Linked DNA regions of Homo sapiens: regions 1 and 3 are each linked to region 2. A link is a loop called in an ENCODE intact Hi-C map of the cell type or tissue named here. Cell type or tissue: Caco-2. All regions are shown on one strand. Links, peaks and the distances in the headings refer to the core of each region. The heading gives the core; the rest is flanking DNA. Region 1 has its middle 39 kb from the start of CYP2A7. Region 2 has its middle 24 kb from the start of EGLN2. Region 3 has its middle 15 kb from the start of CYP2A7.

The links. Peaks named below come from ENCODE experiments on the same cell type or tissue, not always from the same donor. Only the 100,000 strongest peaks of a DNase experiment are listed, where the experiment ranks them.
Region 1: a loop joins it to region 2, with 10 times the contacts of the local background. A loop is called at or near these places in 2 of 110 quality-filtered maps.
Region 3: a loop joins it to region 2, with 10 times the contacts of the local background. A loop is called at or near these places in 3 of 110 quality-filtered maps.

What each region holds. Positions count from the first base shown.
Region 1 is chr19:40,915,587-40,926,651 of GRCh38, reverse strand. It overlaps the pseudogene CYP2B7P. Among named protein-coding and RNA genes, the nearest start is that of CYP2A7, 39 kb to the right of the region's middle. RefSeq lists a silencer at 5,330-5,600. In Caco-2, for the core only: no CTCF peak of the experiment used is centred there; DNase peaks (open chromatin) are centred at 4,031, 5,301, 6,691 and 6,811.
Region 2 is chr19:40,817,745-40,828,809 of GRCh38, reverse strand. It overlaps the pseudogene CYP2F2P. Among named protein-coding and RNA genes, the nearest start is that of EGLN2, 24 kb to the right of the region's middle. RefSeq lists enhancers at 1,427-1,926, 1,927-2,428, 10,087-10,296. In Caco-2, for the core only: no CTCF peak of the experiment used is centred there; DNase peaks (open chromatin) are centred at 4,879, 5,739 and 7,919.
Region 3 is chr19:40,891,994-40,903,058 of GRCh38, reverse strand. It overlaps the pseudogene CYP2G1P. Among named protein-coding and RNA genes, the nearest start is that of CYP2A7, 15 kb to the right of the region's middle. RefSeq lists an enhancer at 5,501-5,795. In Caco-2, for the core only: no CTCF peak of the experiment used is centred there; a DNase peak (open chromatin) is centred at 5,718.

The DNA of each region.
Region 1 (11,065 bases), core at 3,034-8,033, 98 kb before region 2:
TTCTCAGGGGAAAAAGAAGATATGTATTTACGGGTGCAGGTAACAGTTGATTTGCAAGCATCCTGAATGGTGATGGCAAGTGATATGGTTTGGTTCTGTGTCCTCACCCAAATCTCATCTTGAATTGTAATCCTCAGATGTGGAGGGAAGAACCTGCTAGGAGGTAATTGGATCCTGGGGGCAGTTTCCCCCATGCTGTTCTTGTGATAGTGAGTGAGTTCTCACAAGATCTGATGGTTTTATAAGAGGCTCTTCCCCCTTGGCTCTCTCTCTCTCTCTCTCTCCTGCCACCTTGTGAAGAAGGTACTTGCTTCTCCTTCACCTTCCACCATGAATGTAAGTTTCCTCCTTCTCCCTCAACTTCTACCATGATTGTAAGTTTCCTGGGGCCTCCCCAGCCATGTGGAACTGTGAGTCAGTTACATCCCTTTTCCTTATAAATTACCCAGTGTCAAGTATTTCTTTATAACTGTGAGAATGGACTAATACAGCAAGCCTATCACAAGGTTTTCTACTCTTAATGTTTCTTCTAGTGGGTCTCCAAGGTACTATGACATGTGTTACCAGGTGAACTACAAAAACAAATGCCTCTGTAAATCAAGTTATTTTATAGCAAGCTCTAGTCCTTAATCACCATTGTGCTCTGAACAAAGTATATGACCAATTGGACTCTAATACTATTGAACTATCTTTATTGCCTGAGCTTTGAATTATTCGATTTTGATCAGTTTGGTTCATGGAGACTCCCGGTAAGGTACAGACTTCATTTTCTTTGTATTACCCTCCTGAGAGCCATCATAACAGTCTCCCTGATGTGTTGTATTTTCTTGAGAGTCTTGGCCGGGTGCAATGGCTCACACCTGTGCAATGGCTAGCACTTTGGGAGGCCGAGGCAGGTGGATTGCTTGAGCCCAGGAGTTTGAGACCAGTCTGGGCAACATGGTAAAACCCTGTCTCTACAAAAAATACAAAAAGTAGCTGGGCGTGGTGGCATGCACCTATAGTTCCAGCTACTCGGGGGGCTGAGGCGGAGGATCACCTGAGCCTTGGGAGGTAAAGGCTGCAGTGAGACATGATCATGCCACAGCACTCCAGCCTGGGTGACAGAGTGAGACCCTGTCTCAAAAAAAAAAAAAAAAGAGAGAGAGTCTTAAATGCTCATATGCAGCCATTCTTTGTACATCCAATGGCTTCATTACAGTATGAATAACAAAAACATGAAGAAAACAAAGAATCACTCAACTACTTTGACATTGTCCATTGTGAATTCCATACTGAGAGCAAACAAGTCCATTATGATGGTGACAGAAGTAATGTTGATGCCCAAGGTTTTGGTCAATCTCAAAATTTTGAGGCTCATCAAAAGGGGAGAATTGTTTAATTAAATTAAATTTGACATAAAGTTCTCTCTGCATAGAGTGAACTGCAACCTAACTTGGGAGGGAGTATATTCTTCTTTTTTTTATTTTTATTTTTTTGAGATGGACTCTTGCTCTGTCGCCCAGGCTGGAGTGCAGTGGCACCATCTCTGCTCACTGCAACCTTCGCCTCCTGGATTCAAGTGATTCTCCTGCCTCAGCCTCCTGGGTAGCTGGGATTACAGGCACACACCACCATGCCCAGCTAATTTTTGTATTTTTAATAGAGACACAGTTTCCCCATGATGGCGAGGCTGGTCTCAAACTCCCGACCTCAGGTGATCCACCGCCTTGGCCTCCCAAAGTGCTGGGATTACAGGCGTGAGCCACTGCACCCGGCCCAGATGAATAGATTCTTGCGACAAGTAGCCAAATGTTGGCTAATCAGAGCAGCTGGGCTTTCAGTCCACCACAGGCTGCTAGCTCCTCAGACTGTGACCAAGTAAGGCAAGCTGTGATCTGTGGCCAGCCAGGCTGTTTCTGTATGTCACCTCCTTTTTCTGCCTGTGAATACTGCTTGCCCATACTGCCGTGTGGTGTCTCTCCTGGTTTAGGGAGTTGTCCGATTCATGAGTCACTTCTTTGCTCAAATAAACTCTGCTAAATTTAATTTGACTGATGTTTTTCTCCTAATACTACCACCCATCATGCTTCACTATGCTCTGTACTCACCAACCATCCCCGTGCCACCCCTGACTCTGGAAGTCTGCCTCATTCTGTTTGGTGAAGGATCCCCAAGTACAGAGACAAGAAGCAGCCCACCCTCAGACCCCATTCGTCTGTGTCTTACCCTCAGAAAGGATTTGAGTAGGCCTCTTCTGTCCATCTGCAGAAGGTTCCCCAAAAGGGGCAGAGGGCGGGGCCCTGGTGGGAGGGTGCCATGGGAGTTAGGGTGACGCTGAACCAGGAGTAGCAAGAGGCCTGTGAGGAGTGCAAGGAAGAGGAGGACGCTGAGCTCCATGGTTCCAGTCTGACTGCCCTGCACCCCACTGCAGCCTCTAACTGGGCCTTTTATCCTGAACCTGCCTCTTCACTCAGTTATGAAACTTCATCCATTCCCCGCCTCCTTTCTCATTATCGTCAAGGAGCATTAGCTTAGAAAAAGGTGTTAGGGAACCCAGACTTCCTGCTTAGGCAACCCAGCGACCTAATGCCTATCCCTTATCCACTCTCTAGATGTTGGCAGGGATACAGTGGTAGAGATATCAAAGTCCACCTAAGCATGTGAACGTGTGGGTGTTTGTGTATGAGTATGTGTATTTTTGTAAGCACAGGTGAGCATGCACACTTTTTTACTTAGCTTTGTCTGTTTGTTTATGCTTCCGTGCATTTCTCCATGCTTGCTTGCATCCGTGTATGTGCTTATATGATTTTTATATGTAAAGTGGTGTTTGTATTTATGCAAATGTGCAGGCGTGTGTTTCTGTGGTTGAATCTGGGGGTGCTTATGTGTATATCCTTGCACGTGTGGAGCTTCCTTGTATTTATACAGTTTCATATATGAAAGTGCATTTACATTTGTGTGTTGTGGAGGTGGTGGTAGTGTGTGTTCAAAATTGGGAGGCTGGCTGGGTGCAGTGGCTCACACCTGTAATCCCAGCACTTTGGGAAGCTAAGGTGGGCAGATCACTTGAGGTTAGGAGTTCGAGACCAGCCTGGCCAACATGGCAAAACCCCGTCTCTACTAAAAATACAAAAATTAGCCGGGCGTGGTGGTGGGCACCTTTAATTCCAGCTACTCGGGAGGCTGAGGCAAGAGAGTCACTTGAACCTGGGAGGTGGAGGCTGCAGTGAGCCAGGATTATGCCACTGCACACTAGCCTGGGTGACAGAGCAATACTCTGTCTCAAAAAAAAAATTGAGAAGCTGATGAAAAGAAGGAATTGTTCAATTCAATCAAATCTGGTCCACTGCCTTTGTCGCATAGCAAACTGTAACCTAGCAATATGTGAACCAATTGTGTGTATCTGTGTGTGCTGGTGTATTTGTGCTTCTGTGTTGGTGCATCTCCTAGCCCCTCTCTTTGGAAGCCTGCAGACGCTTGTGGGGAAAAGAAAGAGAGATCAGATTGTTACTGTGTCTATGTAGAAAAGGAAGATATAAGAAACTCCATTTTGATCTGTACTAAGAAAAATTGTTTCTGCTTTGAGATGCGTTAAGCTGTAACTTTAGCCCCAACCCTGTGCTCACAGAAACATGTGCTGTATTGAATCAAGGTTTAATGGATTTAGGAATGTGTGGGATGTGCCTTGTTAACAATATGTTTGCAGTATGCCTGGTAAAAGTCATCACCATTCTCCATTCTCGATTAACCAGGGACAGAATGCACTGCGGAAAGCCACAGGGACCTCTGCCCAAGAAAGCCTGGGTATTGTCCAAGGTTTCCCCCCACTGAGACAGCCTGAGATATGGCCTCATGGGAAGGGAAAGACCTGACTGTCCCCCAGCCCAATACCCATAAAGGGTCTGTGCTGAGGAGGAGTAGTGAAAGAGGGAGGCCTCTTTGCAGTTGGGATAAGAGGAAGGCTTCTGTCTCCTGCTCATCCCTGGGAATGCAATGTCTTGGTGTAAAGCTGACCATTCCCATTCATTCTATTGAGATAAGAGAAAACCACCCGGTGGCTGGAAGCGAGATATGCTGGCAGCAATACTGCTCTGTTACTCTTTGCTAAACTAAGATGTTTGGGTAAAGAGAAACATAAATCTAGCCTGTGTGCACATCTGGGCACAGTACGTTTCCTTGAACTTATTCATGATACAGATTCCTTTGCTCACATGTTTCTGTGCTGACCTTCTCCCAACCTGTTGCCCTGCTACACTCCCCTCACTAAGATAGTAAAAATAATGATCAATAAATACTGAGTGAACTCAGAGGCCGGCGTCAGTGCAGGTCCTCCGTATGCTGAGCGCTAGTCCCCTGGGCCCACTGTTCTTTCTCTATACTTTGTCTCTGTGTCTTATTTCTTTTCTCAGTCTCTCGTCCAACCTGATGAGAAATACCCACAGGTGTGGGGGGGCTGGCCGCCTTCAATGCTCAGGGTCTATCTCCAGTGTCCCCTCCTTTATCAGTCCTTCTGTGACAGCCATAGGTGGAAGTGATGGGAGAAACAGAAGGAGGGGCAAGAAATGCAGAACCAGTGAGTCTCAGAGGAAGAGGTGGTCAGTTGGAGGGAGACAGAAACTGAGACTGGCAGGTGCAGTGATCGGGTCCCCTTGGTTTCTGATCACTCTAACTAGCGCTGAGGGGGTTCTTCCCAACTATCTTCCTGGTGCAGGAAATTTCTCTGGCTCTATCTCTCTCTAACTTTATGTCTCTGTTTTCCCCCTGGAGACTCTTGAGCTCCATGTGTGTGGAAACTGGGTCCAGTTTGATTGATGTCTACTGGACTCCCATATGTCTCTATCTTCACTGTGAGCCTGCACCCACACAGCCTCTGACAGGGTCAGTCCATATTTGCACAATTTGGATGTGAATGTGTCCGTGTCTGCCTGTCTCATCCTAGGCCTGACTTTTGACCATGAGGCAACATCTTTCTTGCAATGTTAACCAAACTCTTTGCTGGATCCAGGATCCTGACCCTGAAGTTACTTTGACCCAGCAGGAGAAGACAAACAGTCCTGATTTTTAAGAGGTGGAAGCTGTGCTTTCCTGACCCTGGAGAGGTGCCAGCACAGACCTGTCCAACCCAAGGACCTGGGTCTTGCTGTGCTGTGTCATCTGACACTAAGATTGAGTCCTCATTCCAGCCCCAGCGTGAAGCACCGATGGGGAGGCGTGAAGTGCTTTACACACAGTGACTCAGTGTTTACCCTGAGCCCAGAAGTTACTTTGACCCAGGAGAAGCAAACAATCCTGACTTTTAAGAGGTGGAAGCTGTACTTTCCTGACCGGGGAGAGGAGGCAGCATGGACTTTTCTGACCCAACGACCTGGGTCTTGCTGTGCTGTGTCATCTGACACTAAGATCGGGTCCTCATTCCAGCCCCAGGGTGAAGCACCAGTGGGGAGGCGTGAAGTGCTTTACACACAGTGACTCAGTGTTTACCCTGAGCCCAGAAGTTACTTTGACCCAGGAGGATAAGATAAACAATCCTGATTTTTATGAGGTGGAAGCTGTACTTTCCTGACACTGGAGAGGTGCCAGCATGGACTTTTCTGACCCAAGGACCAGGGTCCTGCTGTGCTGTGTCATCTGACGCTAAGATTGGGTGCTCATTCCAGCCCCAGGGTGAAGCACCAGTGGGGAGGCATGAAGTGCTTTACACACAGTGACTCAGTCTTTACCCTTTTAGGGAGGTATTGTTGCCATCCCCATTTTATAGATGGAGAGATTGAAGCAGTGACAGTTTGCAAGTCTTACCCAAGGTCATATAGTGGGTTGAGGCTACATTGTCCAATATGGTAGTAACTTGCTGCATGTGGCCACTAATTAAGTACTTGAAATGTGGTCCAAATCCTATTTACAATAGCAAAGATAGGGAATCAACAGATGAATGGTTAAATAAAATGTGGTATATATACACCATTGAATACTATTTAGCCATAAAAAGGAATAAAGTCTTGTCTTTTATAGCCACATGGATACAACTGGAGGTGATTATCTTAAGTGAAATAAGCCAGGCACAGAAAGTATCACATGTTCTCATTCGTAAGTGGGTGCTACACAATGTGTACACATGGACCTAGAGAGTGGAATAATAGATAGAACCTCCAGCGCGATTTTGAATCAGAGTGGTAAGAACCGCCATTCTTTACTTGCTCCCAATCTTAGAGGGAAAGCATCAAGTCTTTCACCTTTAAGTATGATGTTGGCTGCAGATATTTTTGTAGATGCCTTTAGTCAGGGTAAGAAATTCTGTTTATTTCTAGCTTGCTGATAATTTTTAATCAGGAATGGATGTTGGATTTCCATCAAATGTTTTTCATGTCTGTATTATTATTGGGAGAACCCACCCTCAATATTTCAACATAGGTTCTTTCTATTTTCCATAAGTGTTGGCCAGCTGAGAAATAAAGAGAGACAGTACAAAGAGAGGAATTTTACATCTGGGCCACCAGGGGTGACATCACATATTGGTAGGACCATGATGCTCACCTGCGTCTCAGACCAGCAAGCTTTTATTAAGGGTTTCAAAAGGGGAGGGGGTGTAAGAACAGAGAGTAGGTACAAAGATCACATGCTTCAAAGAGCAAAAAGCAGAACCACTGATAAGGGTCCAACAAAGATCACAGGACAAAAGGCAAAAGCAGAACCACTGATAAGGGTCCAACAAAGATCATAAGGCAAAGGGCAAAAGCAGAACCACTGATAAGCGTCTATGCTCAGCGGTGCACATATTGTCTTGATAAACATCTTAAATAACAGAAAACAGGGTTCAAGAGCAGACAACCAGTCTGACCACAAATTTACCAGGGTTAAGTTTTCCCAACCCTAGTAAGCATGAGGGTTCTGCAGGAGACCAAGGTTTATCTCGGTCCTTATCTCAACTGTACAAGGCAGACATTCCCAGAGCAGCCATTTATAGACCTCCCCCCAGGAACGCATACTTTTACCAGGGTATTAATATTAATATTCTTTGCTAGGAAAAGAATTTAGCAATATGTTTCCTACTTGCACGTCCATTTATAGGCCCTCTGCAAGAAGAAAGAAAGAAGAAAAATATGGCTCTTTTTGCCTGACCCCACAGGCAGTCAGACGTTATGTTTGTCTTCCCTTGTTCCATAAAAATCACTATTATTCTGTTCTTTTTCAAGGTGCACTGATTTCATATTGTTCAAACATACATGTTTTACAATCAATTTGTACAGTTAACACAATTATCACAGAGGTCCTGAGGTGACACACATCCTTAGCTTCTGAAGATAACAGGATTAAGATACTAAAGACAGGCATAAGAAATTATAAAAGTATTATTTGAGAACAGATAAATGTCCATATTAAGATGAAATCTTCACAACTTTTTTTATGTTTCAAAAATAATTGTAATAAGTGGAGAACAGTTTTGCTCCTTCCATTAAACATATGAATTTTACAAATTATAGTGATATATTTTTCTCTCTGGGTAAATATGAGTAATACAGAGAACAATGTGTAAAACAAATGGTTCCTGGAAAAATAGGAATAAACAAAAAGTACTGATCAGTACCGGTGGCTACCCATAATTAACACCACTAGTCAAATTCTCAATAACCACATAGAAAAAGGGTTTAACTGTATATGCTGAGGTAAGTGTCTTACAGAGCATACCTCTGTATGACACTTACATACAGCATGTAAGTGTATAGAGAAAGCATGTACTTTCTCTATTTCTTCTTATATATATACTTTAAGTTCTAGGGTACATGTGCACAACGTGCAGGTTTGTTACATATGTATACATGCGCCATGTTGGTGTGCTGCACCCATTAACTCGTCATTTACATTAGGTATATCTCCTAATGCTATCCCTCCCCATGGTGTATATGTGCCATATTTTCTTAATCCAGTCTATCATTGATGGACATTTGGGTTGGTTCCAAGTCTTTGCTATTGTGAATAGTGCCACAATAAACATAGGTGTGCATGTGTCTTTATAGCAGCATGATTTATAATCCTTTGGGTATATACCCAGTAATGGGATGGCTGGGTCAAATGGTATTTCTCGTTCTAGATCCCTGAGGAATCACCACACTGTCTTCCACAATGGTTGAACGAGTTTACAGTCCCACCAACAGTGTAAAAGTGTTCCTATTTCTCCACATCCTCTCCAGCACCTGTTGTTTCCTGACTTTTTAATGATCACCATTCTAACTGGTGTGAGATGGTATCTCATTGTGGTTTCAATTTGTGTTTCTCTGATGGCCAGTGATGATGAGCATTTTTTCATGTGTCTGTTGGCTGCATAAATGTCTTATTTTCAGAAGTATCTGTTCATATCTTCACCCACTTTTTTTATTATACTTTAAATTTTAGGGTACATGTGCACAACGTGCAGGTTTGTTACATATGTATACATATGACATGTTGGTGTGCTGCACCCATCAACTCATCATTTAACATTAGGTATATCTCCTAATGCTATCCCTCCCCCCTCCCCCCACCCCACATGATGAGTTCATGTCCTTTGTAGGGACAGGGATGAAGCTGGAAACCATCATTCTCAGCAAACTATCGCAAGGACAAAAAACCAAACACTGCATGTTCTCGCTCATAGGCGGGAATTGAACAATGAGAACACATGGACACAGGAAGGGGAACTTCACCCACTTTTCGACTGGGTTGTTTGTTTTTCTCTTGTAATTTTGTTTGAGTTCTTTGTAGGTTCTGAATATTAGCCCTTGGTCAGATGAGTAGATTGCAAAAATTTTCTCCCATTCTGTAGGTTGCCTATTCACTCTGATGGTAGTTTCTCTTGCTGTGCAGAAGCTCTTTAATTTAATTGGAGCCCATTTGTCCATTTTGCCTTTTGTTGCCATTGCTTGTGGTGTTTTAGACATGAAGTCCTTGCCCATGCCTATGTCCTGAATGGTATTGCCTAGGTTTTCTTCTAGGGTTTTTATGGTTTTAGGTCTAACATTTAAGTCTTTAATCCATCTTGAATTAATTTTTGTATAAGATGTAAGGAAGCGATCCAGTTTCAGCTTTCTACATATGGCTAGCCAGTTTTCCCAGCACCACTTATTAAATAGGGAATCCTTTCCCCATTGTTTGTTTTTGTCAGGTTTGTCAAAGATCATACGGTTGTAGATGTGTGGTATTATTTCTGACGGCTCTGTCCTGTTCTGTTGGTCTATATCTCTGTGTTGGTACCACTACCATGCTGTTTTGGTTACTATAGCCTTGAAGTATAGTTTGAAGTCAGGTAGCATGATGCCTCCAGCTTTGTTCTTTTGGCTTAGGATTGACTTGGCAATGTGGGCTCTTTTTTGATTCCATATGAAATTTAAAGTAGTTGTTTCCAATTCTGTGAAGAAAGTCATTGGTAGCTTGATGGGGATGGCACTGAATCTATAAATTACCTTGGGCAGTATGGCCATTTGCATGATATTGATTACTGCAATCCATGAGCATGGAATGTTCTTCCATTTGTTTGTGTCTTTTTTATTTAGTTGAGCAGTGGTTTGTAGTTCTCCTTGAAGAGGTCCTTCACATCCCTTGTAAGTTGGATTCCTAGGTATTTTATTCTCTTTGAAGCAATTGTGAATGGGAGTTCACTCATGATTTGGCTCTCTGTTTGTCTCTTATTGTTGTATAAGAATGCTTGTGATTTTTGCACATTGATTTTGTATCCTGAGACTTTGCTGAAGTTGCTTATCAGCTTAAGGAGATTTGGGGCTGAGACAGTGGGGTTTTCTAACACAATCATGTCATCTGCAAACAGGGACAATTTGACTTCTTTTCCTAATTGAATACCCTTTATTTCTTTCTCCTGCCTGATTGCCCTGGCCAGAACTTCCAACACTATGTTGAATAGGAGTGGTGAGAGAGGGCATCCCTGTCTTGTGCCAGTTTTCAAAAGGAATGCTTCCAGTTTTTGCCCATTCGGTATGATATTGGCTGTGGGGTTGTCATAAATAGCTCTTATTATTTTGAGATACATCCCGTCAATACCTAATTTATTGAGAGTTTTAGCATAAAGGGCTGTTGAATTTTGTCAAAGGCGTTTTCTGCATCTATTGAGATAATCATGTGGTTTTTGTCTTTGGTTCTGTTTATATGCTGGATTACATTTATTGATTTGTGTATGTTGAACCCACCTTGCATCCCAGGGATGAAGCCCACTTGATCGTGGTGGATAAGCTTTTTGATGTGCTGCTGGATTCGGTTTGCCAGTATTTTATTGAGGATTTTTGCATCAATGTTCATCAGGCATATTGGCCTAAAAGTCTCTTTTTTTGTTCTGTCTCTGCCAGACTTTGGTATCAGGATGATGCTGGCCTCATAAAATGAGTTAGGGAGGATTCCCTCTTTTTCTATTGATTGGAATAGTTTCAGAAGGAATGTTACCAGCTCCTCCTTGTACCTCTGTTAGAATTCAGCTGTGAATCTCTCTGGTCCTGGACTTTTTTGGTTGGTAGGCAATTAATTATTGCCTCAATTTCAGAGCCTGTTATTGGTCTATTCAGGGATTCAACTTCCTCCTGGTTTAGTCTTGGGAGGGTGTATGTGTCCAGGAATTTATCCATTTCTTCTAGATTTTCAAGTCTATTTGCATAGAGGAGTTTATAGTATTCTCTGGTGGTAGTTTGTATTTCTGTGGGATTGGTGGTGATATCCCCTTTATCATTTTTTATTGCGTCTATTTGATTCTTCTCTTTTCTTCTTTATTAGTCTTGCTAGTCTATCAATTTTGTTGATCTTTTCAGAAACCCACCTCCTGTATTCATTGATTTTTTGAAGGGTTTTTTGTGTCTCTATCTCCTTCAGTTCTGCTCTGATCTTAGTTATTTCTTGCCTTCTGCTAGCTTTTGAATGTGTTTGCTCTTGCTCCTCTGGTACTTTTAATTGTGATGTTAGGGTGTCAGTTTTAGATCTTTCCTGCTTTCTCTTGTGGGCATTTAGTGCAACAAATTTCCCTCCACACACTGCTTTAAATGTGTCCCAGACACACTGGTATGTTGTGTCTTTGTTCTCATTGGTTTCAAAGAACATCTTTATTTCTGCCTTC
Region 2 (11,065 bases), core at 3,157-8,156:
CTTGACTTTATCCCAGTGAAGCTGATTTTGGAATTCTGGGCCCCAGAAGTAAAATAATAGTTTGGGGTCTGTTTGTTTACTTGTTTGATTGTTTGTTTGTTTGTTTGAAATGAAGCTTCACTCTTGTTGCCCAGGCTGGAGTGCAGTGGTATGGTCTTGGCTCACTGCAGCCTTGACCTCCTGAGCTCAACTGATTCTCCCGCCTTAGCTTCTCAAGTAGCTGGGATTACAGGCATGTGCCACCACATTCAACTCATTCTTTTAACTTTTTATAGAGAGGGAGTCTTGCTATGTTGCCCAGGCTAGTCTCAAACTCCTGTGCTCAAGCAATCCTCCTTCCTCAACCTCCCAATATATTCTGGGATTACAGGTGTGACCCACCACACCCAGCCTACATTATCTTTTCTTACTCAGTCCCTCCTGCCTCCCTCTAAAAAGGATCCCTGTGATTACATTAGGCCCAGCCAGACAGTCTAGAGTAAACTTCTCATCTCAAAATCCTCAACTTAATCCCACCTGCAAGGTCCTTTTTACCATGTAAGGTAACAAATTCACAGGTTGTAAGGATAAGGACCTGGACATCTTTTGGGGGGCATTACAACCTGCCACAACACCATGATCTGTAACAGCCTTGCAATGGGTCAGGCCCTTCACTGACTCCCAGTCACACACTCACTGACTCCTTATAGTAGCCCCAGGATGAGAGGAGTGCCATCAGGCCCATTTTACAGATGAGAAGACTGAGGCTCGGAAAAAGGAAGTCAGTTTGCCCAAGTCACACCAAGGCTAAGAGACCAACGAGGATTCAAACCGCGTCCATCTAACTCCAGATCTGGTTTTTTGGGCTGTGCTATTGTGTCCTGGGTGCTGTGTTGAAATATGCTGTTTTGGCCGGGCATGGTGGCTCACGCCTGTAATCCTAGCACTTTGGGAGGCCAAGGTGGTGGATCACTTGAGCTCAGGAATTCGAAACCGGCCTGGGCGACATGGTGAAACCCTGTATCTACAAAAAATACAAAAACTAGACCAGGCGCGGTGGCTCATGCCTATAATCTTAGCACTTTGGGAAGCCAAGGTGGGCACATCACTTGAGGTCAGGAGTTCGAGACCAGTCTGGACAACATGGTGAATCCCCATCTCTACTAAAAATACAAAAAAATTAGCCGGGTGTGATCTCAGCTCATTGGGAGGCTGAGGCAGGAGAATCTCTTGAACCTGGGAGGCAGACGTTGCAGTGAACTGAGATCGTGCCACCGCACTCCAGCATGGGCGACGGAGCGAGATTTCATCTCGAAAAAAGGAAAGAAAGAAATGTGTTGTTCAGTATTTACTATGGTCTGTTCAGCTGTTGGACGGCCAGATGCTACGTGTTGTGTTGAGATATTTCTGGGTGAGATTGTAGAGTTGTCAGGCACTGCATGTGATTTTGCATTGTGTCATCTGCTGGCTGCCAACGTTGTTGCGTTGCTGCATAGTGTGTCCTTTGTTCTGCTGCCTTGACTGTATGTGTTGTGATGCCACATCGTGTGTTCTGTGCTGTCTGCTGGGTTGCTGTGTACTAGCGTGTGTTGTGTGGCAGGATTATGTAGCGGTATGCTGGCATTACGTGTTGGTGTGTGGTTACCGTGTCTTGGGATGTTTCCGGGCTGGCTATTAGGTCACTGCGTGTCGTGTGTTGGCATGTACTGTGATCGTATTTGCTGGGTGTTCTGTTGCCCTGTGTTGTTGTGTTCCGTGATGCCTGATGATTGCCTTGTGCTATGTCGCGTGCTGTGTGTGTGTTGCCAACCTGTTCTGTGGTTGGGCGTTGTTGCTGTCGATGTGCTGCAGGAAGCTGTGGGTTCGGTGCTGTCTGTGGCATTGACAGATGCTTTTGGGGTGTTGTTAAGCAGCATGTTGTGACCATGTGCCCGTGTTTGCACCGTAAGACACGTTGCCATGGTTGAGTCGGATGTTGTGCAAATTAATGGTGTTGCTGCATGAGGTCTGGTGTGCTGCACATCGCGTCTTCCTGACCCATTCCATTCTTCACCCTCAGGCGAGCCCTTTGACCCCACGTTTGTGCTGAGTCGCTCACGGTCCAACATTATCTGTTCCGTGCTCTTCGGCAGCCGCTTCGACTATGATGATGAGCGTCTGCTCACCATTATCCGCCTTATCAATGACAACTTTCAAATCATGAGCAGCCCCTGGGGCGAGGTCAGCCAACTGAGTCCAGCAGGGGCAGGGTGTGGGGTCCGCAGGATCTAGGAATGGAGAGGAAACAGTGGGCGGGGAAAGGGCTGTGAATGGCCCGCCCAGGGCCCGCCCCCTCCCATCTGACCCCACCCAGAGTTACACGGCCACGCCCACTCCCCTCCACTGAGCATTTATGGCCGCCACTGCCTCCTTCCCACTCCCCCTCAGCCCCAACCCCCACCCCGGACCTGGCTGCCCTTTGAGACCCTGTCCCTGCCTACCTAATCCACACTGACCCCATTCGCCCCTGAACACCCTTCGTCCTCCTCCAAAACCCTCCTACTCTGTCTGGTCCCCAGTTGTACGACATCTTCCCGAGCCTCCTGAACTGGGTGCCTGGGCCGCACCAACGCATCTTCCAGAACTTCAAGTGCCTGAGAGACCTCATCGCCCACAGCGTCCACGACCACCAGGCCTCGCTAGACCCCAGATCTCCCCGGGACTTCATCCACTGCTTCCTCACCAAGATGGCAGAGGTAATCCCTACCTGGAAATCCCACCTCTAGTCTGACCTGAAATTCTCCTGCTGCCCCTGCCTCAAACCCACAGGGACCCCAGATGGGGCAGGGTTGGGGGACCTTCTCCCTGGAGAAGCTGAAGCATCTGGCCCAGCTGGGCTGGAGCCAGGAGCCACTCGCAGCCACCGCCAACTTACAGCTCATTAAGAAGTCATCAAAGGAGGTGGGGCAGGGCGGAGGGGGCAGTTGCTCAGGCTTGTTATCCCAGCACTTTGGGAGGCCGAGGCAGGAGGATCGCTTGAGTCCAGGAGTTCGAGACCAGCCTGGACAATATAGTAAGACCCAGTCTCTACAACACATACATACACACATACATACACACACACATACATACATACATACACACATACACACATACATACATCATACATACATACACACATACACACATACATGCACACATACATACACACACATACACATACATACACACATACACACATGCATACATACACACATACATACATACACACATACAGACATACATACACACATACATACATACACACATACACACACATACATACATACATACACACATACATACATACATACATACATAAAATGTATTTTTTAAAAAAACAAGAAGTCATTCAAGCTCTATCCAAGAAGTTAATTGTAGGCCCTGCAGCTGAGATTTTCCCTGCCCTGCCCTTCTGCGTTCCCCAGCTCTCCCAGGGAAAGAAAGTTAAACCCAGCTGGGACTGAATGGGCCCCCAGCAGCAGTTGTACTGGTCTAGAGTGAAGGGGTCTCCATCCCTGGCTCATATCCCCACCCCTCTACCACGGCAGAAGAAGGAGGACCCGCTGAGCCACTTCCACATGGATACCCTGCTGATGACCACACATAACCTGCTCTTTGGCGGCACCGAGACGGTGGGCACCACGCTGCGCCACGCCTTCCTGGCATTCATGAAGTACCCGAAAGTTCAAGGTGAGGCCCACCCACACAGCAGCGTGGAGGTGCCCATGTGTTCCAGCCTCACCCCAGAGCAGGGAACCACGACCCCACCTCCAGTCCCGCCTCCCAGGTCTGATATAGCCTCCTGCTGGCACCAGGATTCCACAGCCAAACCCACAAACCCACACGGAGGCCAATCCCACCACGTGGCCCACGAGGTCCACGCAGCCTGCCTGAATCCCGACCCAGATCCCACCCGCTTAATTGTTGGTTTTTTTGTTTTTGTTTTGTTTTTTGGAGACAGAGTCTCGCTCTGTCACCCAGGCTGGAGTGCAGTGGCATGATCTCGGTTGGCTCACTGCAACTTCTGCCCCCTGAGTCCAAGGCATTTCTCCTGCCTCAGCCTCCCAAGTAGCTGGGATTACAGGTGCACACCACCACATCCAGCTAATTTTTGTATTTTTAGTAGAGACAGGGTTTCACCAAGTTGGCCAGGCTGGTCTCAAACTCCTGGCCTCAAGTGATCCACCCACCTCGGCCTCCCAAAGTGCTGGGATTACAGGCGTGAGCCACTGCACCCAGCTCTGCTTAGTTTTTTGTTTGTTTTTGAGACAGAGTCACTCTGTCGCCCAGGCGTACAGTGGCACAATCACAGCTCACTGCAGCCCCGACCTCGGGCTCAAGCGATCTTCCCACCTCCGCCTTATCAATAGCTGAGAGTACAGACGTGCACCACCACACTCAATACACTCAGCTAATTTTTTATTTTTTGTACAGACAGAGCCTTGCTGTGTTGCCCTGGCTGGTCTCCAACTCCTGGGCTCAAGCAATCCTCTCACCTCGGCCTCCCAAAGTGCTGGGGTTACAGGTGTGAGCCACCGCTCCCGCCTCCACCTGCTTAGTCTTGCTTTGTGCCCACCGTGTCCACCACTGCATGCTGGCTTCAGAGCCCAGCTAACAGTCCTCCCAGAACTCTGCCCCAGAGCCCCAGCCACCCACTTGCCAGGGAACCCTACCTTTCCCACACAGCCTGGCCCACACACGGAGCTCTGTCTGCTACTCCACCTCCCCAAGCTCCACCTCTGGGTATAACCCCTGCTCTGCCTCTGATCTCCAGCCCTCCCACACAGTCCACCCACTCGATCCACCGTCCAGCAAGTAGGGTCCCGAAACTGCTCCTGAAATCCCATCAGGTCCTGGATTCCAGGCCTCCCTCCCTGAAGCCCCACCCACACAACCCAACGCCCAGGCCCTTGCACAAGCCAACCTTTCGCCCTCACTGACCCACTTCCTCCCAGGCCCTGGCTAACTCTTTTTTTTTTTTCCTTTTTTTTTTTTTTGAGATGGAGTCTCGCTCTGTCACCCAGGCTGGAGTGCAGTGGCCCAATCCCGGCTCACTGCAACCACCGCCTCCCAGGTTCAAGCAATTCTCCTGCCTCAGCCTCCTGAGTAGCTGGGACCATAGGTGTGCGCCACCATGCCCAGCTAATTTTTCTATTTTGTTTTAGAGATGGAGTTTCACCATGTTGCCCAGGCTGGTCTCTGAAGGGGGCCAGCCCCTTCACACCTGTGGGTATTTCTCATCAGGTGGGACAAGAGACTGAGAAAAGAAATAAGGCACAGAGACAAAGTATAGAGAAAGAACAGCGGGCCCAGGGGACCAGTGCTCAGCATACGGAGGAACTGCACTAGCCCCAGTCTCTGAGTTCCCTCAGTATTTATTGATTACTATTTTCACTATCTCGGCTAGGGGAATGCGGCAGGAGAACAGGGTGATAGTGGGGAGAAGGTCAGCAGGAAAACATGTGAGCAAAGGAATCCAGGTTACAAATAAGTCCAAGGGAAGGTACTGTGCCCAGATGTGTAGGTAGGCCAGATTTATGCTTCTCTCCACCCAAATATCTCAGTGTAGCAAAGAGTAACAGAGCAGCATTGCCACCAGCATAGCTCACCTCCAGCCACAGGGTGGTTTTCTCCTATCTCAGAACAGAAGGAATGTATGATCGGGTTTTACACTGAGACATTCCATTACCAGGGACATGCAAGGGATGGAGGCCTTCCTCTTATCTCAACCGCAAGAGGCCTTCCTCTTTTACTAATCCTCCTCAGCACAGGCCATTTACTGGTGTCAGGCTGGGGGATGGTCAGGTCTTTCCCTTCCCACAAGGCCATATCTCAGGCTGTCTCAGTTGGAGGAAACCTTGGACAATACCCAGGCTTTCTTGGGCAGAGGTCCCTGCAGCTTTCCGCAGTACACTGTGCCCAAGAATGGAGAATGGCGATGACATTTACCAAGCATACTGCCTGTAAACATATTGTTAACAAGGCACAACCTGCACAGCCCTAGATCCCTTAAACCTTGATTCCATACAGCACGTGTTTCTGAGCACAGGGTTGGGGCTAAAGTTACAGATTAACAGCATCTCAAGGCAAAGTAATTTTCTTAGTACAGATCAAAATGGAGTTTCGTATGTCTTCCTTTTCTACATAGACACAGTAACAGTCTGATCTCTCTTTCTTTTCCCTACAGTCTCAAACTCCCGGGCTCAAGTGATCCATCCACCTCAGCCTCCCAAGTGCTGGGATTATAGGCATGAGCCACCGCGCCCGGCCAGCTCTAGCTAATTCTCACATACGCCCCAGCAGTGGCGCCCAGCGCTGGGAGGCTTTGACTAGACCCCTCCCCACATACGGACACACCTCTTCCCAGCCTGGTTTGATACCCTCCACCCCACTTCCCCCTTCCCCTCCAGCCCACGTGCAGGAGGAGATCAACCTTGTGGTGGGACACGTGCGGCTGCCAGCGCTGAAGGACCGCGCGGCCATGCCTTACACAGACATGGTGATCCACGAGGTGCAGCGCTTTGCAGACATCATCCCCATGAACTTGCCGCACCGCATCACTAGGGACACGGCCTTTCACGGCTTCCTGATACCCAAGGTGCGCTAGGCCTGGCAAACGACATCAGGCAACCTAAGAGGAGGCATCCCAGGCTCTTGCAGCTCGCAAGCAGTATCCCAGGCACTAGCAATCAACACCCCAGGCCTTAGCAACTGGCATCCCAAGCCCTAGCTACAGACATCTCAGACCCTTAAATCCAGAAGCTCAGGCCTTTGCCAGGACCCCATCTCATATCATACTGGACTAGACCCCTTCACCGTGACAAATCCCCTTCCTAGAACCCCTCCCTGGAAGCCCTGGGGTGTGGAACTTCATCTGGAGGATCCCTGGGCCTAAACGCTATTCTCAGGGACCCCTCCTTTTCCCCAGAAACCCCACATCTGCTCCCACAAAGGGTGGGGGTTTCCCACATCCCTGCCAAAGTCCCCAATAATACAGCATATAGCACCCATCACTTGGAACCCTAGACACCCACACATATTTCCTTGGCCCCCGATTGAGTCCTATACCCACCTATACCCACCCCTTATCAAGTCCCCAGGACACCCAGCCCAATACAATGGAAAGGAGTTTGGGAGCCTCCCAGCCCTCCTACACTGCTAAGTCCACCTCCTCACCCACACAGGGCACCGATGTCATCACCCTCCTTAACACCGTCCACTACGACCCCAGCCAGTTCCTGACGCCCCAGGAGTTCAACCCCGAGCATTTTTTGGATGCCAATCAGTCCTTCAAGAAGAGTCCAGCCTTCATGCCCTTCTCAGCTGGTGAGGGCAGGAATCAGAGTCTTTCTGGCCCAATTTCTACCTACATTCCTCATCCTAATTCCACTTGCCAAATCCGCTCACTCCTTCCTTCCACCCATTCTCAGCTTTGGATGCACAGAGACATTCATTCCTCCTCTCAACTCTGCTCCTATAGGCAAGTAGTGACTAAAATCCTCGTGAAGCAAGGTGGGGAGGTTGATTAATAATTTAACTTGGGACTGGGCATGGTGACTCACACCTGTAATCCCAGCACTTTGGGAGGCTGAGGTGGGTGGATCGCCTGAGGTCAGGAGTTCGAGACCAGCCTGACCAATATGGTGAAACCCTGTCTCTGCTTAAAATACAAAAATTAGCCGGGTGTGGTGGTGGGCGCCCATAGTCCCAGCTACTCCTGAGGAGAAACAGGAAAATCACTTGAACCCGGGAGCCGGAGGTTGCGGCGAGCCGAGATTGCACCATTGTACTCCAGCCTCGGCAACAAAGCGAGACTCTGTCTCAAAAAAAATAATGATAATAATTTAACAGCCAGGGGCAGTTACTCACACCTGTAATCCCAGCACTTTGGGAGATCTAGGCGGGCAGGTCACCTGAGGTCAGGAGTCCAAGATTAGCCTGACCAACATGGTGAAACCCTGTCTCTACTAAAAATACAAAACTAGCCAGGAATGCACGCCTGTAATACCAGCACTTTGGGAGGCCAAGGCGGGCAGATCAGAAGGTCAGGAGATCGAGACCATCCTAGCTAACACGATGAAACACCATCTCTACTAAAAATACAAAAAAATTAGCCGGGGATGGTGGTGGGCTCCTGTAGTCCCAGCTACTCGGGAGGCTGAGGCAGGAGAATGGCGTGAACCTGGGAGGCGGGCCTTGCAGTGAGCAGAGACCGCACCACTGCACTCCAGCCTGGGCGACAGAGTGAGACTCCATCTCAAAAAAAAAAAAAAAAGAAAAAAAATTAGGCAGGAAATGGTGGCACATGCCTGTAATCCCAGCTCCTCTGGAGGCTGAGGCAGGAGAATCACTTGAATCCAGGAGATGGAGCTTGCAGTGGGCCGAGATCGCGCCATTGCACTCCAGCCTGGGCAACAAGAGCAAAACTCCGTCTCAAAAAAATAAATAAATAATAATTATAATAATTATTATTTAACTTGGGCCAGGTTCATCGGCTCATGCCTGTAATCCCAGCACTTTGGGAGGCTGAGGTGGGAGGATCGCTTGAGGCCAGGAGTTCAAGACCAGCCTGGACAACATGGCAAGACCCTTTCTCTACTGAAAATTTTTAAATTACCTAGATGTGGTGTGGTGTGCATCTGCGGTCCCAGCTACTTGGGAGGCTGAGGTGGGATGATCACTTGAGCTCAGGAGTTTGAGGTTACAGTGAGTATGATCATGCCACTGCACCCCAGTCTGGGCGACAGAGCGAGATCCTTTCTCTAAAATAAAAAATACTGACTAGCCAAAAATAAAAAATATATAAAATGTTTAAAAGAAAAAATAATAATTGAACTTGGGAGTGGTCATTGTCTACCTCTCCACTGGGTGGCGCAGTTGAGGTGGTTCTAGGGTTTTTGTTTTGTTTTGTTTTTTGGCTTTCCTCTTTACCCTGCTGAAAAATACTTCCCTCTTTACTCAGTAGCAGGAAAAGAAAAAACAACTGGCATAATAATAGGTAACTTACCATATTGCCTACTGTGCGTCAAGTGCTGCCTCTACAAGAGCCCAGCTAAGAGCTTATGTTTTCCGCTGGGAATGTGCAGCCCAGATTCCAGCAGGGTTTGCATCCCATCTGTCACCCCCTAGCTGTGTTGCCTTGGGTATGTTACTTCACTTCTCTGTACCTCAATGTCCACATCTATAAAATGGAGATAATACTAAGGCCTGCCTCTTGGAGTTGTTAGAATTAATTGTGATGTAATGCTTAGAGTAGGGCATGGCCCATGGTGAGCTACTTACAGCCTCACTGCTTTCCCTGTGTTTACCATTCACAGCAGCCTCATGAGGCACTATTACTATCCCTCCTTTTATTTTTCTTTCTGAGACAGGGTCTTGCTCTCACCCAGGCTGGAGGGCAGTGGCACGATCATGGCTCACTGCAGCCTTGATCTCCTGGGCTCAAGTGATCCCCTCGCCTCAGCCTCCCAAGCAGCTGGGACTGCAGGCATGTGCCACCTTGCACATTTTTTTTTAAATTTTTTATAGAGATGGGATCTTGCTGTGTTGCCCAGGCTGCTCTCAAACTCCTGGGCTCAAGAGATCCTCTTGCCTCGGCCTCCGAAAGTGCTGGGATTACAGGCCTAAGCCAGCGCGCCCAGTCTTCATATCCCCATTTTAAATACCCAGAAAGTGTGGTTTGTCCAGGATCACAAAACTAGTAGTGACAGCACCGGGATTCGAACCCAAGCAGCCCAGGTCATTCCGCTCCACAGTTTAAAGCATCTTTCCCACATCTTTACATGGGTGAATCTGTGACGTCCCCAGCTGCTGTCTTCCTTTCCTCTTATGTTTTCCTCTGGGAATGTGGGGTTGCAGCCTCTAACCTCATCTTATCTCACCACCGCTCCCCATCCTGCCACCCCTGCAGGGCACCGTCTGTGCCTGGGAGAGTCGCTGGCGCGCATGGAGCTCTTTCTGTACCTCACCGCCATCCTGCAGAGCTTTTCGCTGCAGCCGCTGGGTGCGCCCGAGGACATCGACCTGACCCCGCTCAGCTCAGGTCTTGGCAATTTGCCGCGGCCTTTCCAGCTGTGCCTGCACCCGCGCTAACGCCCCGGCCCTTCCAGATTCGCCTGTGAGCGATGAGGCCCACCCATGTGGGTTGCTACGTCCCCTTCTTGGTCCACGGTCTGCCTCCATCCCTCTGGCAGTCACGCTGTCTTCCCTGCATGCTGTGCCTGCCGCGTGCCCTTCCCCCATCCCTCCAATCTGTACCCCGTCTGCAGGGCAGAGGCAGATGTGGCATGTCTTTTTGTACCCACAGAGCTTGTTCTATGGCACGCCCTTTTCTGGGCTTTTTGTATCATTTCTTAGTACATTGTAATAGATTCAAACCAGTCTTGGCTGAATTAAAGTGAGAATGAGAGTCATTTAGGATGGGGAGAAGGGAGCTGGCTGCAGAGATGGAGACACTGGCTAGTTTTGCCCTCACCTTTAGGGTGGCTAGGGTGGGACAAATTGTATCCTGGAGACAGGCTTGAAGGTAAAGGCTGCGAGGACCTGAAGCCAGTGAGGCAGAGAAACCAAGACAGAGAAAAAGATAGCAGGACCAGGCGAAGTGGCTCACACCTGTAATCCCAGCACTTTGGGAGGCCGAGGCGGGAGGATCGCTTGAACCCAGGAGTTTGAGACCAGCCTGGACAACAGAGTGAGGCCTGACTCTACAAAAAAGTCAAAAAGTGGGGCAGGAGGATTTCTTGAGTCTGGGAGGTCGAGGCTGCAATGGACTATCATTGTGCCACTGCATTCCCGCCTGGGAGACAGGAGTGAGACCCCCCCCAAAAAAAAAAAAAGTAAGAAAGAAAAAGAAGAAGACAGCAGAGAGATATCAAGAAGAAGATGACAGCAGAGAGATATCAGAGAGAATATGCAAGAGATGCAGGGCACTGCAGAGAGATGGGGAAAGCAGGGCAAAGTGAGGCTAAGATGGAACAAGCACTGACACTAAATGACACTCCCTATTTGCACACTGTTCTGAATGCCTCATTTAAGTCTCCCTACTTTGCTCTGGTTTGTTTTGGGG
Region 3 (11,065 bases), core at 3,048-8,047, 74 kb before region 2:
AACCCTAAGGTTTTAACATGTGGCTAGATGTCTGGAACTCTTAATCATGAGGATGTGAGACAAAAACACAGACACAATCAGGAAATCATCTATAGTGGCATCAGTGGGTCTAGAGTCCCATGGCAGTACCCAGGGGGTGGGTCAGGTGTTCAGTACCCAGGAGATGGGTGGTGTGGCAGCAGGTCCTACCAGATAGCTTTGAACATTACCTTGGCTGTTGGTCCCCTACCACAGCCTCTTTTTCCTACTCATATTCTTACCCTATTTTTCCAGAATTGCTGTTAATTTTGTGAGCTAAACAATCACCTTCCAGTAGCTAACAGCCTTTCTATTTAAAATAACCAAAGTCACTTTATATTGCTTAAAAATAGGAACCCTGGCCGGGCGCAGTGGCTCAAGCCTGTAATCCCAGCACTTTGGGAGTCCGAGATGAGTGGATCACCTGAGGTCAGGAGATAGAGACCAGCCTGGCCAACATGGTGAAATCCAGTTTCTACTAAAAATACAAAAATCAGCCAGGCGTGGTTGTGCGTGCCTGTAATCCCAGCTACTTCAGGGAGCTGAAGCAGGAAAATCACTTGAACCTAGGAGGCAGAGGTTGCAGTGAGCTGAGATCATGCCACTACACTCCAGCCTGGGTGAGAGAGTGAGACTCTGTCTAAAAAAAAAAAAAAAAAAAAAAAGGAACCCTGACTGTCATGGGTCCCAAGGTTCCCTGGAGGTGACAGGTTGAAGAAGAGGTGATCAAAGATGAGATCCTATCCTTGGACTCCTGCCTGAACTCCCTCTTTCTCTCACACCCTATATACAATACCGTAGCAAACCCCACCATCTCAGAGAGTGAAACAGATTTCAAATCTACCATATTCTGCCCAGCTTCACTGCTGCTGCTGGGTCTGAGTCAACACCACCAGTTGCAGTAGCCTGCTAATAGGTCTTGGCTTTTGTATCCATCATATGATAGCTAGTGTGAGCCCTGTAAAATATGTCTGTACATGTCATCCTCTGCTCACCATCCCTCCAAATACCTCAATCACTCTCAGGGTAAAAGCCAAGACCTCACCTTGGCCCACAAGACCCCACACAGTCTGGTCCCCATCGCCTCCCTGGCCTCGTTTCCTTCACTCCTACTCTGTCTTCCTCCTCCATGCGAGCTACACCTGCTCCCTGTGGATTCCTGGATGCACACAGCCTCCTGCCTTAGGACTCTGCTGGTTTGTTTGTTGCTTTGTTTTTTGAGACAGAGTCTCACACTGTCACCTGGGCTGGAGTGTAATGACACAATCTCAGCTCACTGCAACCTCTGCTTCCCGGGTTCAAGCAATTCTCTGTCTCAGCCTCCCAAGTAGCTGGGATTCAGGCACCTGCCACCACGCCCAGCTAATTTTTGTATTTTTAGTAGAGACATACGTTTCACCATATTGGCCAGGGTGGTCTCAAACTCTTGACCTCAGGCGATCCGACCACCTCGGCCTCCCGAAGTGCCGGGATTACAGGCATGAGCCACCACGCCCGGCCACTGCTGTTGGTTAATCTTTCTGCCAGGAACACTCCCTTCCCAGATATCTTCATAGCTTGTTGCCCCATCACCTTGTGAAACCACCCCTAACCATCCATTTGCAATTCCAATCACAGAATGCATATCCCACTTACCAGCCTTGCTTTTCTAATGCAGTATGTCATTTGCATATTTGTTTCATGTATGCTTTATTGTCCACCTTCCTTACTAGAATGTTAGCTCCCTGAAGGCAGGAGTTTTTGTCTGTTTTGCTTACTGATGGATCCCAAGTCCCTGAAGACTACGCTGGCACTTGTTGGGTATTCAGTAAATATTGGCTGAATAAATGAAAAAGAGGGAACGTTTTTGTCAGTTAATGGAGTCTGGAAAGGGAATGATAGAAGCTGGGGATAACTGAGCTATCCTCAAAAATGGAGTGGGGAGGCCGAGCACGTTGGCTTATGCCTGTAATCCTAGCACTTTGGGAGGCCAAGGTGGGTGGATGGCTTGAGGTCAGGATTTCAAGACCAGCCTGGGCAACATGGCGAAAACCCATCTCTACTAAAATTACAAAAATTAGCCAGATGCAGTGGCACGTGCCTGTAATCTCAGCTACTCGGGAGGCTGAGGCATGAAAATCCCTTGAACCCAGGAGGCAGAGGTTGCAGTGAGCCTAGATGGTGCCACTGCACTCCAGCCTGGGCCACAGAGTGAGACTCCATCTCCAAACAAACAAACGGACTGGGGAGTATTTGGAATTGGGAGTTGTGCTGAGAGCAACTGGAAAGGAAGATTAGAAGAAGAGATGATGGCGGAGAAAGGTAATGAGTCAGCAAGATGGGTGAGGATGGGGCATTTTACCCAGGGGAAGTCACTGGAGAGCAGCTGGCAGAAACTATAACTCATAACAAGTCAAGAAAGACATTTCAAGCTGTTGGCTGTGCCCTACATCGCTGTCACACACCATACTCAATAAACTTGCTACGCTCAACAGACTTGAGGTCTTTGTTCACTTTTCGGGGGCTGGTGGGTAAAGATGAGAACCAAGGAGAAAGGATTTTAGACTACATTTTGGTCAAAATCAGAGCACACACAAAAAGGGACAACATGAAGACACAGGGACTGCAGTAATAATTTGATGCAGCCAGAAACCTAAGCAACGGTGACCATGTGACCATGAAACCTGCAGGCAGAGGTGCAAATCTTGCACAGGGCGTTGCTCTTCTACGGGAGAGGAAGACACGCAGCTGTACATTCTCAGGTGACCCTGGCTGACTCTGTAATCATAGTGCCTCCTCTTAGGGATGCTTGAGGATTAGTAAGATGAGGAAGAGGGGGTGCTCCTGAACACGAGAGGAGAGCTGCATTCTTCACCACTTCCTCCTTGCCCCGCAGGAGGTGTGGCTCAGCGGGCCACAAGGCAGAGCTCATAGGTCGGGGTGATGTTGCCAAAGCCTGAGAGCTTGGGGGTGATATCGATGTCCACAAGTGGCACCAGCGAGCATAGAGAGAAGTTCTGAAGGGTGGAGGTGAAGTAGAGAAAGAGTTCCATGCGGGCCATGGCCTCGCCCAAGCAGATGCGCTTTCCTGCAGGCACAGGGGAGGGCAGAAGGAAGGGTTGCACCTGCACAGGTCATGGGGGTGCCAGGGGTGTCTGGACTGACCACCCCACTGGGCCTCAGCTGCCTCATCCGCACATCAGGGCTCATGACTGTGACTGCTTTATAAAGGGGTGTTACACAGGCTTAGTGGGTATCTATAGTTAGTGCTCAGCTAGGACCTGCTACTTCTCTGATGGCTGGGATTCCATCCCGTTCCAAGACGGAATGGTTCTATAGGATCCATGAGTTTCAAGGTTGTGTTCATTTCAGTTCCTCAAGGGTTTGTCAAATGCCTATTAGGTGCCAGACACTGGTGAGGAAAAAAAGTGAAAACTCACCCGTAATAACACTTACTGTTTATAAGCCACTCTTCCAATTGTTTGGAGGGATTAATCTCTGTTTCACAGATGGGGGCTGAAGTGACTCACCCAAGACCCCACCATTTCTAAATGATGGAGTGGAGTCCAGATTCCCAACCACTGTCCTGACTCCAGGTTCCAAATGACATACACTTTTGGTTGTTGTTTTTTGTTTGTTTGAGACAGGGTCGTACTCTGTCACCCAGGCTGGAGTCCAGTGGCATGATCTCGGCTCACTGCAACCTACACCTCCCGGGTTCAAGTGATTTTTGTGCCTCAGCCTCCTGGGTAGCTGGGATTACAGGCGCCTGTCACCACGCCTGGCTAATTTTTGTATTTTTAGTAGAGACAGGGTTTCACCATGTTGGCCAGGCTGGTCTCGAACACCTGGCCTCAAGTGATCCACCTGCCTCGGCCTCCCAAAGTGCTGGGATTACAGGCATGAGCCACTGTGCCATGCCAACATACACTTAAAATGTTGCTGCATAAAGATTTTATGACATGAGTAGGCAAATGAGTGTCTGTTGGGCAAATTTGCCCTGCTGCTTGTGTTCATACAGCCTGCAAACTAGGATGCTTTTGGCATTTTAAAATGGTTGGGGAAAAAAGACTCTTTTGTGATATATGAAGATAAAACAAAATTCAAATTTCAGTGTCCGTAAACAGTTTTTCAGGCTCACACACATGCTCATTCATTTACATATTGTCTATGGCTGCTTTCATTGATCAATGGCAAAGGTTCAGAGACTATCTGGCTGGAAAAATAGAAAATATGTCTTATTTTGTTCTTAACAGCCAGCCAGTTGGTTTATGCCCTGTTTAGTGCTATTACCATCCCAACTTTTTTTTTCTAATTATCAGAGTCAAACATCCTAATATTTACTAATTCTGGGATTCTAAAACTTTATGGTTCTATGATATAACCTTCAAATTCACACTGTGACTTGAACTTCAAATACAGACCAGTGGCTTGGGGGTGGATTTAGCACATGCCTGGAGGAAGTCAGACCAGAGAAACCTACCAGAGGAAAAAGGCACAAAGGCTTCATTCTTCTTGAAGCGGCCCTGCTCATCCAGAAAGTGCTGGGGATAGAAGGCATCTGGGTAGCGGAAGTATTTGGGGTCTTTGAGGACAGAGCCAAGCAGGGGAAATACGTCTGTGCCCTGGGGTGAAAATGAGGGCAGTTAGGAGAAATCAGTGTTGGGCTACAGAGGTAGGGAACCAGGGAGAGAGAGGAGTGCAGTGGAAGGGAGGCAATGAGGGTGCAACCCCACCTTGGGCAGAAGGTAACCTCGAAACTGAGTGTCCTGGATGATGTTGTGGGGGACACCCATGGGCACGATGTCTACCAGTCTCTGTATTTCATGGATAACGACATCTGTGTAGGGCATCTTGACCCGGTCATCCACCCTTGGGAGCCGGTGTGGTCCAATCACCTGGTTAATCTCTTCGTGAATCTTAGCTGGAAGGGGCCAGAAAATATAGCGGACAAGGGCACAAAACAAAACAAAACAAAATAAAACAGGTGTTTTTGTTAGGGAAGCCAGGGCAAATCATGCATTCCAAGCTCCAGCAGAAAGAGATCTCAGATGCAAGCCATGCATGTTTGCTCCCTTCTTTTTTTTTTTTTTTTTGACAGCCTGTCACCCAGGCTGGAGTGCAATGGCACAATCTCGGCTGACTGCAACCTCCGCCTCCTGGGTTCAAGTGATTCTCTCTCCTCAGCCTCCAGAGTAACTGGGATTACAGGCACCTGCCACCGGCCCAGTTAATTTTTGTATTTTTAATAGAGACAGGGTTTCACCATGTTGGTCAAGCTGGTCTCAAACTCCTGACCTCGTGATCCACCCACCTCAACCTCCCAAAGTGCTGGGATTATAGGCGTGAGCCACCACACCAGGCCTGTTTGGTCGCTTCTTTAACTTAACAACTGACACACTGGTGATGCTCAATTACTCATCAGACATCGGGAGACAGGCAGCTTGGAGTCTTGAACGCTGCCAGGACATTTGGTCTTTACTTAAAAGAACCAAAAAGCCATGGTCCCAGCTTGGCTCTCATACATGGGTTTTTTAAAGAATGGGAAAGAGGCATGCTAGGTGACTAGGACAGGATTGACACAAATGACAAGCGGTTATGTGACTGATTAAGATCACCACTGCTGGAGTTACTCCTCTGCACTTTAGGGATGAGTGACTTCACCTTCTGAACTTGTTTCATCATCTTCAAAATGAGTGTGCTGTTTGGACAAGGTCATAGAGTTGTAAACATTACATAAAGTCTGGTATGCAAGGCAAGGAACTAGGACAGTGCTTGGCACATAGAAGCATCCAATAAATATTTGATTTTCTTTTCTTTTTTTTTTTTTTTTTTTTGAGACGGAGTCTTTCTCTGTACCCCAGGCTGGAGTGCAGTAGTGCAATCTTGGCTCACTGCAACCTTTGCCTCCTGGGATCAAACGATTCTCATGCCTCAGTCCCCCAAGTAGCTGGGATTACAGGTTTGCGCTACCATACCTGGCTAATTTTTGCATTTTTAGTAGAGAAAGGGTTTCACCATATTGGCCAGGCTGGTCTCGAAGTCCTGGCCTCAAGCGATTTGCCCATCTCTGCCTCCCAAAGTGTTGGGATTACAGGCGTGAGCCACTGCACCCGGCCTGATTATTTAGACCAGTGAAAGACAACTCAGACAATGGAGGTGACACTAGAAACATTTGAGTGGAAGTGTGTTAGCATCTCTCATCTGCACCAGGAGAAATCCTTTGGCTTGTTTTGAATTGCATTATTAAGGAGAGGGGCCAAAACTGGGAATTTTCCTTAAGCAAGTAGTGAGTTCCTCATTACTAAAGTTACCCAAATGGACCAGATCAGAAGTGATTGGAGACGGATTCTATTTAACTTTGGCAGGGCAGTTGGCTCGATAATGTCCATCAAAGATAACCACCTCCAAGTCTCTAAAACCTAATGCCTGGAAGGCTATGTATACAAGGGTAACAAAAACACAAGAGAGACTTTGAAAATGCCAGTAAATTAAGAATCTTGGGATGAAGAGATTAGCCTGGGTTGTCAAGATTGGCCTTCAATATAATATTGTGTGTCTGTATAAAAGAGAGGCGGGAGAATCGGAGTTTGAAAAAAAAGATGTGAGGCTAGGCGCAGTGGCTCATACCTGTAATTCCAGCATTTTGGGAGGCCAAGGAGGGTGGATTACCTGAGGTCAGGAGTTTGAGACCAGCCTAGCCAACATGGTGAAACCCTGTCTCTACTAAAAATACAAAATCAGCTGGGTGTGGTGGCACATGCCTGTAATCCCAGCTACTCAGGAGGCTGAGGCAGGAGAATCACTTGAACCCAGAAGGCAGAGGTTGCATGAGCTGACATCACGCCACTGCACCACAGCGTGGGCAAGAGAGGAAGACTCTCCAAAATAATGAAAAAGAATAAAAGATGTGATGCCAGAAGCAAACAGAGGCTTGAAGAAGCTACGCTGCTGGCTTTGAAGATGGAGGACAGAGTCGTGAACCCAGGATTACAAGGAGTACAGCTTTAACACCCCGAAAAGGCAGAGAATCAGATGGTCCGTTGGTGTCAGCTAGTGAAAGCCTATTTGAACTTCTGAAATTCAGAACAGAAGGATAATACATTTGTGTTGTTTTAGATGACTAAGTTCCTGGTAATTTGTTACAGCAGCCACAGGCCGCAGACACCAAGTAGAAGATTAAGTTAAATGACCTCCCAAAGTCGGGGATTTTGTGTTTCCACGTCCTGAAGTTCTAAAGGGTGAAGAGTCATGAGGATTCAGTATCATTATCCATATAAAATAATTAGCACAATGCCTGGCATACAGTAAGCACTCAAGAAAAGCTAGTTGAGCTTAATCATTATTTTTTATTATTATTACTTAAATGTGTTGATGTTAGAGACTCATATTTGGAGAAAAGTGGGATAAGGGACACATTATAAAAGTTCCTGAATTCTGTCTAGTTCTACCGATAATTCCATTTAGGCAATTTAAAAAATCCTTCCGGGCTGGGCGCGGTGGCTCACGCCTGTAATCCCAGCACTTTGGGAGGCTGAGGCAGGCAGATCATGAGGTCAGGAGTTGGAGACCAGCCTGGCCAACATGGCGAAACCCCGTCTCTACTAAAAATACAACAATTAGCCGGGCATGGTGGCAGGTGCCTGTAATACCAGCTACTCAGGAGGCTGAGGCAGGAGAATCGCTTGAAACTGGGAGGTGGAGGTTGCAGTGAGCTGAGATCATGCCATTGCACTCCAGCCTGGGTGACAAGAGCAAGACTCTGTCTCAAAACAAAACAAAACAAAATCCTTCCCTTGCCCTCACCTACACCTTCCGTAAAACAAGATCAGTAGATCTGGGAACAATTTCTCTAGAATAATGCACATATTCACAAATACACAATTTTATGAATAATTTCTGGGGTACATGGGCATTTGAAGCTTTTATATAGACCTGTTAATCACCCATAGAGACCAGGCAAGGAGCCTCAGGTGTAGAGAAAATGTGTCTCTATTTCTACCTCTTATCTAATTTTCTCTGTTTGTTTGTTTGTTTGTTTGTTTGTTTGTTTTCAGCCTGTCTTTTCTCTATAGACCCCAGTGTTTCTAGACCTTATTTTTTGGTGGAACTGAACTCCTTTAAAAACACAATGAAATGAGTATAGAGTTTCACATTTGCAAGATAAAAAAGTTCAAAAGATTTTTTTCACAACATGAATATACTTAACACTACTGAACTGGACACTTAAAATGGTGAATATGGTAAATTTTATGTTATGTATTTTTTTTACCACAATACAGATATACAAATGGAATGAAATTTGAGACTCTCTTCAAGAAGAGTCACAAAGTCATATGTCACCAAAATCTGTGTAGGATATCGAGAGCTCACAGACCCACCCTGAGATCCACTGATGAAAGTTTCTAGATAAGTGGTCTCTAAGGGTCTTCCATGTTAATTGTTTTGTTGTTGTTGTTTTAAGAGATAGAGTCTCACTGTGTCTCCCATACTGAAGTGCAGTGGCATGATCATAGCTCACTGCAGCCTTGAACTCCTGGGCTCAAGCAACTTCCAGCCTCAGCCCCACAGGCGGCTGACACTACAGGCATGTGCCACCATGCCCAGCTCATGTAAACTCTTTTTTTTTTTTTTTTGAGACGGAGTCTCGCTCTGTCGCCCAGGCTGGAGTGCAGTGGTGCAATCTCCGCTCACTGCAAGCTTCACCTCCCAGGTTCACACCATTCTCCTGCCTCAGCCTCCCGAGTAGCTGGGACTACAGGTGCCCGCCACCACACCCAGCTAATTTTTTTGTATTTTTAGTAGAGACAGGGTTTCACCATGTTAGCCAGGATGGTCTTGATCTCCTGACCTCATGATCCGCCCGCCTTGGCCTCCCAAAGTGCTGAGATTACAGGCATGATCATGTAAACTCTTAATATGGAAGCTGCCAGAAATCTCAGTGGATTCTTAATATTTTCCCTCTTCTTCCATTCCAGAGCTTTCTCCCGCCAAGGCCCATCTTCTCGTGACTGAGAGCTCCATAACCACCCAGTCACCTAGTGGCCCTCCCCCTTGTGGCCCTCATACCTTGGTCTTCTGGAACTCCTCCAGTAGGTAGCTGGCCTCCTCCTGAATTCGCTCCTTAATGCTCTGCTTTCCCATCCCGAAGTCCCGAAGGATGGTCAGGGAGAAGCGTCGGAGAATCCTCCATCGTTCTCCATTGGCCAGAGCTACACCTGCCAAGATCTCAGTCTCAGGCTTCTGCCTCCCTCCCCTTGCTGTGTTCAACTCTGTGCTTAGGCAGTGATGGGGAAAGATTATGAAAGCTCTAGACTCTGCTGTCCAGGAAGCCATCCTCAACCTTCAAGACTCAATCAAGAGAGTAAGGTTCCCTCTCTGCAGGATCCTCGGGAAAGAAAAAAAAAAAGTCCAGACTCAGGTGGAGGAAAAGGGAATCAGTGCAGGAATGATAGGGGGAGATCAAAGAGTGTTTCTTACAGGAAGCAGAGGTGGAACTGGATAAATAAAAAAATAACTGAGTGAATAACAGTTGGAGAGTGGATAGAGAGATTGATAGATGTATGAATGATGAAAGCATTAATGAATGGAAGGAATGATGACTAGATGAATAAATAGAAAGTTAATTGACAGAAGTATAGATAATAGAGTGAAAGATATTTTTATAGAAAGAATAATGAATGGATTTTCTGATGAATATAGATCAATGGACAGAAGAAAAAAGGTAATAGAAAGATAGATGGATAGATAGATAGATAGATAGATAGATAGATAGATAGATAGATAGATTGATAGGCAGAATGTGGTGAGCCTCCTTGGAATTGAAGGATGTGGGCAGTTAGAGATGGATGCATGAGAGAAAGAGATCTACCTAAGTGAAGGAGGCAGAGACCTATGGGTTAGGTATGTGTATAAGTATAGGAAGATGAGAAATAAGGTTAGCTATAAGGGGTATGAGGGTTGGCTATGGGTGCATAAAGAATATCACTAATCCCCCGGGCTCAGTGGCTCACACCTGTAATTCCAGCACTATGGGAGGCTGAGGCAGGTGGATCACCTGAGGTTGGGAGTTCGAAACCAGCTTGACCAACATAGAGAAACCCCATCTCTACTTAAAATACAAAATTAGCCGGGCGTGGTGGCGCATGCCTGTAATCCCAGCTGCTCAGGAGGCTGAGGCAGGAGAATGGCTTAAACCCAGGAGGCAGAGGTTGTGGTGAGCCAAGATCATGCCATTGCACTCCAGCCTGGGTAACAAGAGTGAAACTGTCTCAAAAAAAAAAAAAAAAAAAAATATATATATATATATATATATATATCTCACTAATCCATTAAAAATAGGAGCAGAAATAACACAGAAAACAGTTTGGAGTCAGATGGCATAGGCTCAAAATAAAATTATCCTACCACTTACTGTGTGACATTATCTAACCTTTATCTTAGCTTTTTCTTTTTTTTTTTGAGACAGAGTTTCACTCTTGTTGCCCAAGCTGGAGTACAATGGTGCAATCTCAGCTCACTATAACCTCCGCCTCCAGGGTTCAAGTGATTCTCCTGCCTCAGCCTCCTGAGCAGCTAGGATTACAGGTGCCCACCACTATGCCCAGCTAATTTTTTTTTAAATTTTTAGTAGAAACGGGGTTTCACCACGTTGGCCAGGCTGGTATCAAACTCCTGACTTCAGGTGATCTGCCCGCCTCAACCTCCCAAAGTGCTGGGATTACAGGCATGAGCCACCATGCCTGGCCTATCTTAGCTTTTTCATTGACAACATTAGTATAATGTTAACAGCTCTCCTAAGGGAGTCAATACAGTAAGTCATGTGGACTACTTACCAAAGAACCTGGCATATAGGGAGTGCATTGCAGTCATTTCCGGTTTTATTGTTTTTGTTGTTGTTGCTACCTACCATGACCTTGGAAGTTTTGCTTTATTGAAGCCAGTTCTCCACGGCCACTGAACTCATCCGCTTGGTCTATCAAGGCTTCCTTCACTGCTTCGTGTCCACATAAAACCACCACTGGCCGGGACCCATGTACACAGTGAACACAGGGCTGTATTTCTCCCT